5 separate regions of the Homo sapiens genome follow, and all the other regions are linked to region 1. The links are chromatin contacts, found by Hi-C or POLR2A ChIA-PET in ENCODE. All regions are on one chromosome and are shown on one strand. The core of a region is the stretch at or near the end of the contact, and the rest is flanking DNA. Distances in the headings are between cores, read along the strand shown. Region 1 overlaps LOC102724637 (a long non-coding RNA gene). Region 2 overlaps MEF2C-AS1 (MEF2C antisense RNA 1). Region 3 overlaps MEF2C-AS1 (MEF2C antisense RNA 1). Region 4 overlaps MEF2C-AS1 (MEF2C antisense RNA 1). Region 5 overlaps MEF2C-AS1 (MEF2C antisense RNA 1).

Region 1 (2,700 bases), core at 64-2,563:
TAACACACACAGACTTCTTCAAGAACCACTTAAGCTCTAATACGCCAGCATTTTCCAACAATATTAAGAAAGGTTGACAGTGCTTTTCACCTTTTTCAGATTTCATTGTAATACCCACGATTGAGATGGTTGGAGATAAAGCCATTATCCAGTGATAGTTCATCATGTTGAAGGAATCCTGCTGTATGTATTTTATATATTTTGATATGGATATGTGATATGCACCCTTAATACAATTCTAGTCTATAACAGCTACCTAACAATATTTCAGAATGAGCTTTTTCTAGTATTCTGTGCCATTAAAGAGTGGCCCCTTTGTACATTAATGAAAGCTTGTCCTTTAGAATGAATAGGAAGTCTAAGAATTTGGCTAAATACCATCTTTCTGGAAGAGGAAAAAATTAATGGCAAAATATTAGAAATATAATTGATCAAATGCAATACTCATTGTAGTCAAGAGTAAGTAATGCAAAAATCTGTAATTCTCATGAAAAACAATATTAAAATTGTGTTCCCGGGAAGTTAGTAACATTTTGACATTTTTTCTCTATTCTTTAAATGGTTCAGAGCAACTATTTATTAATTAGCATTTTCTTTAAGAAAAACTAATATCGTTGTGGAGGATTAACTTCACTTTGGAGTGTACTACTCCCTTAAAAGGACCATTAAAAGGCTATAAAATTAATTGTTTTCTACTAATAAGTTATTATTTAGAATCACTTAGTTTCATCTACCAGAAAAAAATGCTTTTTGAGTTAGAGGTTTTATATTATCTCAGTCTTCTCATCCATGATCAATACTTACTCCATTTTTGTTATTATATCTGTTTCCTTCTGGTTCTCATCTTAGCTCAAAAGAAAAAGGATGATTGAACAAAATACCTTTTGAGTAGTCTCTCTGCTCCTCAAAGCACATGTCTTCATAATTATCTCAAATTTGCATATTTATTGTTAAATAAATATAAGGGGAATTTATTGCAGTATGCTGCATTCTTTGCACTCTCTGTGTCTTGTTTGCATCTTGCCTGTTTTGATCGTTTTAGATTAGAGGCACATGAATTATCATTTATTTTAAGTGCTATATTATAGTCATTTTTGCAGAGAAAGAAAGCAGTCAAAAAACAGATTGTCCAACTTCTTATAAATGAGAATGTCACAAATAAAATGCCAGTTTGTTCACCTTGTCCTTTGCACTAACGTCAAGCCATTCTCTTCGATGCCTTTTTTGTAATTATGAGTAATAGCCCAAATATTTTACAGCAGAGAGATGAGTCACAAAGCGGAAGAACTATAAATACTTTTGTTCTCGAGAAACAATGAAGCTGTATATTCTTTCACATTCACCCACCACATATGTGTTTTATTTAAGGTTAAGCTTTTTTAAAAACAACTTTCTCCTGCTTTAAGAGTTCCAATCTCCAGTACAAGTTTTGTTTTCCAGTAAACTGTTTCATTGTATTTGATGCTTCATAAATGTATCTAAATCTAGCTCATCATGCACTGCTAGCTACACCTAATCATACACACATGTCTGAATTACTCCACTCCTATTTAAAGGAAAAGAACAAAAAGTAAGAATGGCAGATGTGTTCATAATTAATATCCTACTGGGTTAATCAGTAGATCCTCAGGAATGCTATGAGGGTTTTGATGTATTCAGAAAATCACTGCCTTTATCTATAGACCTCTTTAAAGACAAACATACAACAGTTAGTTTTTAGAAGATGTGATCCTTGCAAATAAGATAGTAAATAATATTGTCACAGACTTGCCTCTTTGAATAACCTAATTCCATGCTTGATTTTATATGTTTAAGTGAGGAATTTATGGTTCATATTTACAGCCAGTGATATGTGCAAGGATTGCTGTTTACTAACATCACACTCAAAATTTCTTGTAGACATTTCAAGCAATTTGAAGTATAGTTCTTCTAGAAGTAACTAAATATAAACAAGATGGGCACTTTTTTTAAGGAGATTGATATTTCAGAATTGTTGATCACTCCTATACTTGTGAATGAGAGAATATAAGAGACATGGTAATTCACTGAAGGAGAAGAAGAAGAAGGAGAGCATTGCATTATTGGAAAAACTCCATCTTTATAGCGAGACAATACTGAGTTGAAAGCTCAGTCTCCCACTGTGCAACTCTAGGAATTGCTTAAGAGCTCTGGTCTTTGGTTACCTCATCTACTAATGCAGAATAATAACACTTCTGTCTTAAGGTTTAGAGTGTTAAAATAAAGCAGTACTTGGGACATTGAAAAATGCTGAATTTAAAAGTCCTGTTTCATGGGGAATATGAAACTTTCATTCTAAAAAGACTGTACTGTATGAAAGATAAATTTTAGTTATATTGTGGTCCACATTTCAGTTTTGGAGTTAATGTATTCAGGTATGTGCCTGTCACAAAAGGGTCGTGCATTAAATGTTGAGTGAAAACATTGTGGCTTAGACAGAAATCTTGGAATTTAACTAGAAATTTATTTTTTTAAAAAATGAAAGAATAGGAAGAGGTTCATCAGCTCTGTCTTGACTATCTCTAGATCTATGATTGATGCAATATTACCTTTAAGTAAAAAAAAAAAAAGCTACATAATTATTTTAGTTTTATTGTATCTTCTTAAGTATGTTTCAAGTACTTTCATTTGTGTTTGACTCTTCAAGATCTTACCTTCACTACAACCCAGTATTTCCATTGC
Region 2 (2,700 bases), core at 157-2,656, 810 kb after region 1:
TTACAAGCAACGATTCCCAAACTCTGTTCTTCAAGGTCACACGCATACACACACACACATACACAGAGAGAGAGAGAGAGACAGAGAGGCACATACCTAGAAGTATTTTTGTCTCCGCATTTATTTTATATATTAATTTATGAAAATTTTGAATAAATGTGCAAACAACTACAATTGTCATACAATTCTCTGCTTTTAAGAAATGTACACCACTTTGGGAGGCGGAGGCGGGCGGATCACGAGGTCAGGAGAACGAAATCATCCTGGCTAACACGGTGAAACCCCGTCTCTACTAAAAATACAAAAAATTAGCCGGGCGTGGTGGCGGGCGCCTGTAGTCCCAGCTACTCAGAAAGCTGAGGCAGGAGAATGGCGTGAACCTGGGAGGCGGAGCTTGCAGTGAGCAGAGATCGCGTCACTGCACTCCAGCCTGGGCGACAGAGTAAGACTCCGTCTCAAAAAAAAAAAAAAAGAAAGAAAGAAAGAAAGAAATGCACACCAGCACACCCAGAAGTCACAAGAGCGACTTTATGACTTTTAATCTACACCTTGATGCAGTATTTACCACTTAACCCTCAGGTTGACATGTATTGTCTATTTGAAGATGATTGGTTTTTAGTAGCATTTTACAACTGTAAAATACTGTATAGTTTTAATGTTTGTCACATATGAAAAATGTATACCTCATGATCCCATTTACCATGAACTACAATTGAAAAAGGAGGGAATTAAACAAAAGAAGAGTCATATCGTTTTCAAATTGTGTCTAAATAAAACACGTCAACAAGTAAAATTTGGAATATTTCAAAATTAAGTTGATGGATCTCATTTTTTCCTGTCTTTGAAGTAATTCTTAGAGCAGTCCATCTAAGATTACCCAAATGTTGCAAAATATACAATTCCTATTCTCTTTTTTCTACACAGTTCCTATGTAAAATAAGATTTCATATTATATAACAATATTAAGTGAATATGCTATAAAAATAATTTTTAATATACTGTCCTGATAAAAATGTTTTGATATTTTATTATACTTAAGCTTGAAATAATTAGGTTTCTTGTTATTAATGAAATAAAATAAATTATCTGGTTGGTGGTGCTATAAAGCTACAGCACACATATGAATAAGTTTTGCCCCTTTTTTGCAGCTTTTAAATCAGATATAAGACCGGTCATGTTTGAGGTCTTCTTTGATCAAAGTATGCAATATGTCCTGTCACTTCTGTTGGTATTCCATTAATGCATTGTAACTTAAACATGTTTCAGTAGTCAGGTAAGTTTGGGATACCCTGCCCTAAAGGGTTGCTCAGACTCGCTCCATTGAACCCGTCTCATGCTTTGCAGTGTAACATAGTTCTGCCAGCAAGCTGAACTTGCCCAATTCCCTTATTGCCACACTGAGGAAGCAAGCACTCTTTCCCCATTCCCTGAGTCAGCATTCAAGCTCTCAGTCTCTTCCTTAACAGTGGGTAAAGTGTCACACTCTATCTTGATATTCTCCCTGAGTGTGCCTGAGTGGAGTCTATTATGCTTCTTTCGTGCAGTCTCAAACCTAGTATTTAAGACTTGAGAAAAGCTTATCCATAGTTTACTTCATTTCTGCAAATAAAATCCTAGGGACACACTTAGAGTCCTAGAGTTCCCCAAAATATCTATGCAAATTAAACTGTAATGAAGATCTCGAAATACATTCATTCTATAGATGTTTCCTGGGATAATGATTCTTTGGACGTAATTTCTTAGAGTGTTTAAATTAAATATTTTCTGCGCGCAGAATAGTAAGCGCTCTTCCAGTTTTTCCAGCTTTCTTTTATCTTTTTCCTTTAATATTGTGACTTCAAGGTCATTGTAATGATGTAGTGTGTGAGTGTGTGTGTGTGTGTTTGTGTATGTATTCTTCCTAATTCCCCTCTACAAAGTTGATGTTACATTTTTAACTTACATTGAGACATCTTGGCTTCTTATTAAAATCTATGATCAGAAAACATTATTGTACTGCCAATAACATTTATTTTGGCTCCTTTTTCCTCCTTTCCCTTCCCTCTTCCTAGGCCTACAGATGTATTTCTTTATTATGATTACAGATTTAGATTCAGAACATAACCAAAAGAATTTTCTATCAATAGGCTTCACATGCACATTTTTCCTTTATCTAAAACGTCATTCTTTTTAGTCTCTATAGTGCACAAGGTGTTACCTAGAAAAGGATTTTACTCAAATTATCCAAAGCCTTGTTCATTTATCAAAACCACTGTCCACACTTCACAAAATGAATAGGAAATGGCTCCCATTCATTTTGAACTGATAACTTGGACTAAAAGTCATAGGCATCAATGCTAAAAGGCATGGAAAATTCCCACACTCCACCACCAAATCCTGACCTGGGAGATTTGTTCTAATGTTCACAGGCAGGCATAAACTGTAGAATACATTCTGCCCTGTTGACTCATAATTTTTAATGAAATAATGCAAGACTTACACAGCTCCTTTCTCCCAAAAGCATTTTAAGGATGCATACGGCATCTAAAATCCTTAACAAGAAAAGTGTATTTTCCCCTGATAAAAAAAAAGACAGTGCCACTATGTATTGGTAGTTATATATCACAGGGAGTGAGAGAAACTGAGAGGGAGAGAGAGAGAGAGAGACAGAGAGGAAGTTGATTTACAGATTGAAGAAAGTTGATAAATTATAGTGTTACA
Region 3 (2,700 bases), core at 100-2,599, 630 kb after region 1:
TATTTTTTAACATATTATAAGAATCATAGTTCTTTTTAAAGGGAAACTTTTGAAAATATATCGCTAGTACCATATATGTAATATTTATGACATAATGCTTTACATTATAAAATGAATGTTATGTTGATATTATCATCAATATATAAACACAATTGGAAAAACAAGAAAACAAGGAAGATTCTCTTCATATTTGCAGCTTGCCATTTGTTGAATATTAAAGTTAAATTGCCAGCCCTTTATAGACTTCTCTTTTCTCTTCATAAGTTGACAAGTTTGCCCAAAACAAGACACATTATTACCACGGTGATTCTATGGCAGTGACTTTCCAGAGTTACTGCTCAGGACTTACTGCCTGAATTGATGATAGGAAGCCCTAAATTCTTCTCCTCCTCTCATGATCTTTGCAGCCTTCACCACCCCACGAAGGTGCAGATTACAATCCCAGATGCTGGCCATTTGTGTATATTCCATTGTATTTTAATTTTATAAGCATCATGGCTAGTAGAAATTTCCTATAGAATTATATTCGTAGCCAGAAATGAAAAATGACCACTTTTTTTGGCCTTTCACTTCATTGGAGCTGCACTTAAACTATTACCTATTTAATTCAAGTGTAAAAACAAAACCCACTAAATATTCAAGGTGAAAGTCTGGAGTATGTTTTAGGATGTCTTTTAACCTCAATTAAATTTCTAAATGTATTAATTCTCCATTTCACTTAGCATTTGTTAGGTGAGAAAGGGGGGCCCCAAAAGAGTTTTATAATGATTAGGGCAAGAAGCATATATTGACAAGGAGAGGCTGTGTGATGAAATTTGCCATCCTCAGTGAATACAATGACAGCACCGTGGGCTTAATACATTTTCTAAAATTTTAAACTATGGTGTAATGTTCTTTTTTTGAAAATATACAAGAGTGATGTAAATTGTGTTATTAGTAAACCACTTAGGATTGTGTTTTTAAGGCTTTTTATATTTGAACCCACAAGTAGTTTGCCAGGGAACGGTGCCCTTAATCACTCTCCGTAGCTAAGCAAACACATTAAGCTGACTTTCTAATTGGCATGAGCCGGATTTCCCTCACCATGATGAGTGTGATTTTGAAACCAAGAAACTTTAGGTTTGTCCTTTAAGAAAAGTGATTTACAGGAGAAGGTTGTGGGAGGGAAAAAGGAACTCTATTTTACCCCAAAAAGAGACAACATCCTTGCCCGAGGTAGCATTGTGACATTGCCAATGCAACAGGGTTGTGAAATACTGAGTTTTTGTTTTTGTGGTGATGTCTGAAAGTACTGGTTACTGCACCAATGTCTTGTTATCATGCATCTCTAGTTCTGGATCTACTTCCTTATAATTGCTAATGAAAACAGAGTGATGAGCAGAGCAGTGGCTAGATCTTCAGTTCAATTCTTCTGTTGTTTGTATTAATAGATGACATCTTCTGAAAATTTCTTAATAATTATATTTGGCATTTAAGAAACAAAATACAATTGTCTTTTCCTATATTTTTAAGTCTATTTAAATTTTTGACTTACAAGCTAACTTATCTTTATTTCTCTAATCCTAGGCATCCACTAAAAACAGTCTCTATTAGTGTATATTTTGCAAGTAATCAAAATCACAGTAACTGAGGAAAATTAGGACAAGCCTAATAGTAGCCAAGCTCTAAATAGGCTTTAAAATAAAAATAGGATATGTGACTCAGAATACAGTACTAGTTCTTCATCTTACAGATGTTCTCAGCCATCGGAGTCAGCGTGGGCTATGACACTGGTAAGTGTGGGTGAAATGGGTAAAATTTTGGAGAGAATGATAGGCTTTTTTTTCAGACTATCTTCCAATTACCTCATATTACTTTATGTTTTACAGAATGTACAGAAAACTTTGCCTACTCATTTCTTATTTGCCTTAATAGCAAGCTTTAAGTGAGCCTTAAATTAGTAATAGAATTGCCTCCCTCTTCTAATGGCATTTTAGGTTTATACAAAACCCATCTCAGGAAACAAGTGTCTGGCTTTAGTTACTTATCAGCTGAGTGGCTACCTCATTAAACAAAATTCACTAATGATTTCTGTCATGACACGCCATTCATTGGGCCAACAAGATAGAAAAGACAGCATCTCTGACCACGGAAGGGACATGACAGAAATGCTGTCATGATATTTATATTCCACCTACTCGAAAGACCAATTGAGAAACTCCATATGGACTCCAGTTTGCCACTAGCCCACAGAATTGAAGTTTCTTAGCTGGCTTAAATTAAGAATTTTGGGTAAGTGTAAAACTTTGCATATATTTATTTTCATAAATCTAGGCAGTTTATTTTCATGTAGTTCTTTTCATCCTACCCAATTCTCTTTTAGTTGACACAATAGGCAAAGGAAATACATTCTTAGAAAGCTTGTAAGAAGAGAGGGCCAGGTATAATAGGAGAAAGTAAAAGAACATTGCTTGATAGCTCTAATCTAAGGTGTATTAGTTAGGAAAAGGTATGTACACCTAGTTTAGAACAATAAGAAAAAGAAGGTAGCCTCCATTGAGGTAGATTGGCTGATTTGAATTATCTGAAACCCCTTCCTCTCACTTCTCAACATTGGCCAAATGGCAGGTGGTACAAGTCCAGTTCCCCAGTAAGTTCCTGTAAACAAAACTACTTATTTATAGACAGCTTCTCAGTACTGTTTTTCAGGAGCTCAGTCAG
Region 4 (2,700 bases), core at 106-2,605, 590 kb after region 1:
TGGCTGATCAAAATTTTTACAAAGATCATTAATGACCAAGAACACTGGGAGCGAGGAATATTTTTTGCCTCAAACACAGAAAACTCATGACAAATTTTGACTTCTACTGAATCCTCAGCAGGCCACAAGAATAATGTTACCATTGAATTGGCTATGTAATATAGGCAGCTGATATGGGCTAGTTTGGGAACATAGGCTGATACTTTCTCTCAAAAGGAGCTTGTTTTATTTGTTGTAGTAAACTTGTTTCTCCATTTAGGCAATGAGGCCCTCAAAGGCCATGTTAAGTTCTTCTCTACATCTACTACCATGGATGGCTTATTGTAGGCACTAAAAATTGTCTTTTAATAATAAATTAACAGTTTCCTGCAAGTAGAACAGTATTCACAAAAAGCTTTCTTTAGTCCTTACACATTCATTCTTTGTTTGGAATTGTGATAAGTTTTGTTGCCATGAGAACACATTGCCAATTAAAATTTTGTTGAGAAAATAAAGATGTCACATTCAAATATCAAATAAATAGGTCACCTCAAACTCAACTAATAAGTTTTGTAGTGCATAGATAAATAATCTTTCTCTATTCTATTTTTTCATATCACAAATGATTATTTTAATATCATTTATAATTATTATCCAAATGCACAAAGTCATTTTTCACCCATGATAAGTGGAATGGACTTCCTAGACATTTCAAAGCAGTTCCCATGCCATTCAGTAGCATACAGATTCAAGGAGGTATTAACAGATGCATCACATGAAAATAAGTTAGCCATCCTGATCTCTCTCAAAGATTCTCAATGCATTTTTACATACTAAAGGCTCCAAGAAGTCTATGTGGGGAGAGATTGAATTTTAACTCACAGATCTCCAAACAGTTTATCACAACACACTTCTTTTATGACAAATTATCAGCCTTTGGAACACTGCTTTCTGAGGATAACAGTTTAAGATATTTCTTCTGAAAAATAATAGCTGTTTTCTTCTAGGAAGACATGGAAATATATATAGTGAAATTATAATAGACTTTGGAATTAGAAGCTATAGGTTCAAATCACCCAAACTTGTTGTGACTCTGTCATCCTGGAAAAGTTCTTTAACTTCTCTGAAGATTATAAAGACTGTCTCACAGGTATAAACTGCTCAATAAATACTGGTTTTATTTTTCTCACTTTACAACACCTCCCATATTCTGATAATGGACCAAGTACCGGGCTGTGGGCCCAGCTGGGGGTTAACATCCTTTAAACAAGTGGTGAGCCTAGCTTGTAGCACCTGTTCTTCTCGTGAGCCAGGTGGGGCATAGTGATATTGAGACTAGCAAAAGATAAGTGGGGAAGTGGTTATTCCACCCACACATTCTCACATGTTGCAAAATGCAGCTGGTGATTATTCTCTCAAGAGGAGTCTACTAGCATGAATGCCAATGAAAATAAGTCCTTGGGTCCTGTTTGGCACGTGTGCCTTAATTACTGACCCCCTACTCTAGGGAGGTCAACAAGAAAGAAGGTCTCTTCTTTTCTTTGCAACGGTATGAAAATGAAACAATCATAAAATCTGGCAGGAGAGTTAAGGTTAATAATTTTCAAAGAGAGTACTTGGAGGTTTCTTTACACTATAAGCACTATATAATCAAAAGTTTTCTTTTTCTGTATTAAACTATTCAATGTTAGTTATAGATCAAAATATTAAGTGTGTATTAAAACTTTTGCATTTTATAAAGTCATGAATAGATATGTTTTCCACAAATTTTAAACAGATGAAGCTTTAACCTAAGAACCTTTTTTATTAGTTTCTTCATTTTAGTTTATCCTAAGAAACGAATAACTAGTAGAGCACCGACAAACATTTTGGTGAAAGGGGTATCCCTGATTAAAATAGAGCTTCAGCTCTCTATGGACACATTGTTCACCCTCTCCCTATCTCACCCCCACCCTACCTACACTCCATCCCAACCCATGGCAAACTATAAGCCAAAACACATACCATGTAAGCTGTTTCTCCTTTAGAACAAACTTCCTTGGTCAGATTTCCTCACAAATTGGTTATATCTTCAGAAGAATTACAGCAAATTGAGGAATACAAATTGAAACCCACAAAAGACTGAAAATTAAATGTTTAAAAATAAAACTACATTTTTTTTCTTGGAAATCTAGAGGAATGTCACAAGATTCAGAACTCACATATTTCTAGGGACTAATTCTGTGGTTGAACCTAATGTCAGCTATATTATGGTTGGTTGGGTGACTCCAGGAGGAATGAACACCTGAGTCAGGAAGATGCCCAGCAAACTCTACAAATGAAAGGCAACACAGCAGCATCATGCATTCTTTTTTTCTCTTTCTCTTTTTTGTAATAAGAATGTGAAGTAGTTCCAGATGGTGTGCAAGTGGCCAGACTCAAACAAGTTACTAAGCTTGTTGGCATGAAAGAAGCTGCTTAGTGGTGACATACAAGTACAGAATCCCCACAGTCCTGCTTCCTGGTGAAACTGGAGAAAACAAACCAACAATAGAGAAATGAGTACTGTAATTTATCTTGGAGGCCAGTTAGGTTGTTTATCCCAAACTACATTTTGATTCCAGTTACAGTTTAATTATGAGTATTTGTTCTCTAACAGAGACTAAACAAAGGGTAACTATTTTCTTTTATCTTTTTCTTTGTTATGAAAATTTCAGTTTCATGTTTGCCTATCCTCTCTCT
Region 5 (2,700 bases), core at 135-2,634, 660 kb after region 1:
AGCCTCCTAGTTTCTTTTTGAACAATACTTATTCCTCAGTGCTTAAGTGCAATGCTGGGGGTGTGGACAAAATAAAAGTAGAATGGAACTTTATATTCCAACCTCTCCCACTTTCCTTCAAAGTAGAAGTTTCTGGCAAGGCAAGAGTTTCACTGAAGCCTTTCCTGGTTGTCCTCTTCAATTTTAGATGATTGCTTGATATGAATATCTCTAACAGGGTATATTTTAATACACAGAGTAGCAGAGATGGCTTCAAATGCCTATTATCAGAAAAAAAAAAGGCATTTGTGTGATGGGGAAATAAGAAACCTCTGCAATCACTTTTATTCAATGAAAGCCATTCCTTTGGGTGGGAGAGTCAAATGCTAGTACCCACACATGCTGCCTGCATACCAGCACAAGCCGGAGGAATGCAGATTTCTGTATCTGAGAACAGCTGCTAAGTAAAATGGAACGTCCAACAGATGGCTGCATTGTCATTATTGGGGGAGGAAGAGAGGGGAGCTATTTTGGTTTTTCTGTTGAGTGTGTGTGTGTGTGTGTGTGTGTGTGTGTGTGTGCATGCACCCATGCACGTGTGTGTTTAATAGGATGTGTTCTCTCATACCTGTGTTCTCTACTACCTAGATCTCTCTGGTGCTATCAAAGACTCTTAATCACTTTGATTCTTAGAATTAGAACAGACATTGGGGATCGTTTAGTCATTTGACATTTAATGGAGAAGAAGAGAGAAGACCAAAGACACATAGCATATTGGAGCCAAGACCAGAACTCTTACATTTGGCCTGATTACATAGAAGTCCTACATTCTATTTACTTAAGGATCAGTACTGAGCGCAAATACCAAAGCTCAAGAAAAGGAAACACTACAGCAGTTGCAGTTTCATAGTCTGAAAAGTACGTGTGTGTGTGTGTGTGTGTGTGTGTGTGTGTGTGTGTTCAAGTCTTCTGATGGAGTTGCTTTGCAATTCACATGGAGGAAAGAAGTAAGCTATTTTGTAAGTTAACTTATATCTGGTCTTTATTATACATTTTATTAGATGTTTGGAACATTTTGACTTATGGTCTCCCAAATTAAATAACAAGCTATAGAATATGAAGATTCTCCTCCAGTTTCATACTTCAGAACACAAGGAGTTAAGTTTCAAGTCAAAGCTACTGAAAGCCATTCTTAAGAAGCAGACAGGAAAGTGTTGAGATCCCATCATGACCTGTCTATAAAGGTCTCCATCCCACTTCTGATGGTAGCTTTGGGTCAGTTGTACAGTCACATGGCTCACCCATTGGTTCATGTTTTTTTCCAGAAATAGAATCAATAGAGAACAGACAAACCCACAGTTGCCAGTTTGTACAGTCTTGTGGTTTCTGTCAGGGGCTACAGACTCGAGCAGGTCTACCAGATAATGAAGGCAAACTATTTCAGTTCCTGTGGGTCCAGAGTGCCTTGGCAGAGTTCTGGTTTCAAACAAATGAATAACAAATTAAAAGGTACAGTAAAATAAGGCGGTGGTTAAAATATATGAACTAAAATCAATGTAGGAGAAACGTAGTTAAAAACCCTGCATTCTCAGCAATAGCCTATGATGTATTTTGTTAATCTCTTAAAATTTATGTTAAAAGCCTTTTAACAGAAAGTCAATATATTTGGGTGGTAGAGCAAGTATATCATCCTGTACTGGTGGTTGCATTAAATACTATGCATAGGCTCCACTGTCTGTAGAAAATGAGCAGGGGTCCACCCAACGGAAGTTCCATCTCAAGGAGGTCAGACGCTTTTCCCAAAATGGACTGTGAAGCCAAGCTCAGCATTACACTCTCCTCTGCCTAGGTTCCCCACTGACGTCAACAAGAGTTCTGAAAATGAAGGGGGATCAGAATACCAGAAGCATAGCCTAATAATAGAGCAAAAACGGAGAGCAGATGGAAAATAAAGCTTCTCGAATAAAGTGTGACCTAATGTCATAAATTTGTTGGGGAAAAGAAAACAACAACAACAGCACAGCAAAAAGGTCTGTAAGCAGACTTACTGGTGTGAAAACTCTGGAATATGGCAGACTAGAAAAAACACCTAGCTACTTAGAAACCTTTCAGTAAAGGACTAAAAAGTAAACAAGAAAACATGCAAAATCAAATTTTGGATGAGTTCGAAACACCACTACTAATTGTGTGTAGGGGCAAAAAAGACACAAAAATAGAAGTAGAAAATTCTAGAAACAGGGTTTTAGCAGCTTCCTTTGCACATTATTTATGCATACACTTATTCCTTGTATCTTCAACTCACCTGGAACAATCTGCTGCCCCCACAGATGGGCAAGCTTGGAGTGACTCAGGCACAAACTTGATACATGGTGGTAAAAATGAGTTGAAAGAATGGGCCCAAAGTAAAAGATGTTAAAAAGGGTCCCAGCCACACACTAATCTCCTAGAAGGGCTCACCATTTACTCCTGCACCCTTATACCCTCGTGTGTGTGTGTGTGTGTGTGTGTGTGTGTGTGTGCGCGCGCGCGCATGCTGGCGTGCGCGCCAAAGTCTCAGTACAAACTTCCTGGGAATCTTTACTAACTGTATACATCTCAACAGAAGAGAGATTTTTAGATCTACTTAATAATTGGACTTAGAAACTTACTTTTGATATGGACAAAGAAGGTCTCAAGATGTTGAGTGAAATATAAAGAAAAATCTCAAATTCAATCCCTAAA

The links. Hi-C counts contacts between places; a loop is a spot of excess contacts on that map. ChIA-PET counts read pairs that join two places held with the same protein, here RNA polymerase II (POLR2A). Pooled maps may share reads with other maps.
Region 2: a map with no recorded cell type shows a loop between it and region 1 (4-fold over the local background). The contact joins two enhancer-like sites. A Hi-C loop is called at or near these places in 2 of 37 single-sample maps with no recorded cell type and 2 of 50 pooled maps.
Region 3: a pooled map shows a loop between it and region 1 (7-fold over the local background). The contact joins two enhancer-like sites. A Hi-C loop is called at or near these places in 9 of 37 single-sample maps with no recorded cell type and 5 of 50 pooled maps.
Region 4: a loop to region 1 is called in a map with no recorded cell type, with 9 times the contacts of the local background. The contact joins two enhancer-like sites. A Hi-C loop is called at or near these places in 10 of 37 single-sample maps with no recorded cell type and 4 of 50 pooled maps.
Region 5: a loop to region 1 is called in a pooled map, with 5 times the contacts of the local background. The contact joins two enhancer-like sites. A Hi-C loop is called at or near these places in 1 of 37 single-sample maps with no recorded cell type and 3 of 50 pooled maps. POLR2A ChIA-PET finds 5 or more read pairs at or near these places in 1 of 52 experiments (A673).

The regions. Positions count from the first base shown.
Region 1 is chr5:89,929,489-89,932,188 of GRCh38, reverse strand. All of the region lies in intron 2 of LOC102724637 (a long non-coding RNA gene), which reads right to left. Among named protein-coding and RNA genes, the nearest start is that of MIR3660, 86 kb to the left of the region's middle. Within about 2 kb of position 1,313, at least 7 of the 41 ENCODE cell types and tissues checked have a DNase peak (open chromatin) inside an H3K27ac peak, as active enhancers do.
Region 2 is chr5:89,119,622-89,122,321 of GRCh38, reverse strand. All of the region lies in intron 4 of MEF2C-AS1 (MEF2C antisense RNA 1), which reads right to left. Among named protein-coding and RNA genes, the nearest start is that of MEF2C-AS1, 240 kb to the right of the region's middle. Within about 2 kb of position 1,406, at least 2 of the 41 ENCODE cell types and tissues checked have a DNase peak (open chromatin) inside an H3K27ac peak, as active enhancers do.
Region 3 is chr5:89,301,745-89,304,444 of GRCh38, reverse strand. All of the region lies in intron 7 of MEF2C-AS1 (MEF2C antisense RNA 1), which reads right to left. Among named protein-coding and RNA genes, the nearest start is that of LINC02161, 280 kb to the left of the region's middle. Within about 2 kb of position 1,349, at least 3 of the 41 ENCODE cell types and tissues checked have a DNase peak (open chromatin) inside an H3K27ac peak, as active enhancers do.
Region 4 is chr5:89,342,511-89,345,210 of GRCh38, reverse strand. All of the region lies in intron 7 of MEF2C-AS1 (MEF2C antisense RNA 1), which reads right to left. Among named protein-coding and RNA genes, the nearest start is that of LINC02161, 240 kb to the left of the region's middle. RefSeq lists an enhancer at 2,321-2,370. Within about 2 kb of position 1,355, at least 3 of the 41 ENCODE cell types and tissues checked have a DNase peak (open chromatin) inside an H3K27ac peak, as active enhancers do.
Region 5 is chr5:89,270,240-89,272,939 of GRCh38, reverse strand. All of the region lies in intron 7 of MEF2C-AS1 (MEF2C antisense RNA 1), which reads right to left. Among named protein-coding and RNA genes, the nearest start is that of LINC02161, 310 kb to the left of the region's middle. RefSeq lists enhancers at 981-1,030, 1,061-1,200. Within about 2 kb of position 1,384, at least 2 of the 41 ENCODE cell types and tissues checked have a DNase peak (open chromatin) inside an H3K27ac peak, as active enhancers do.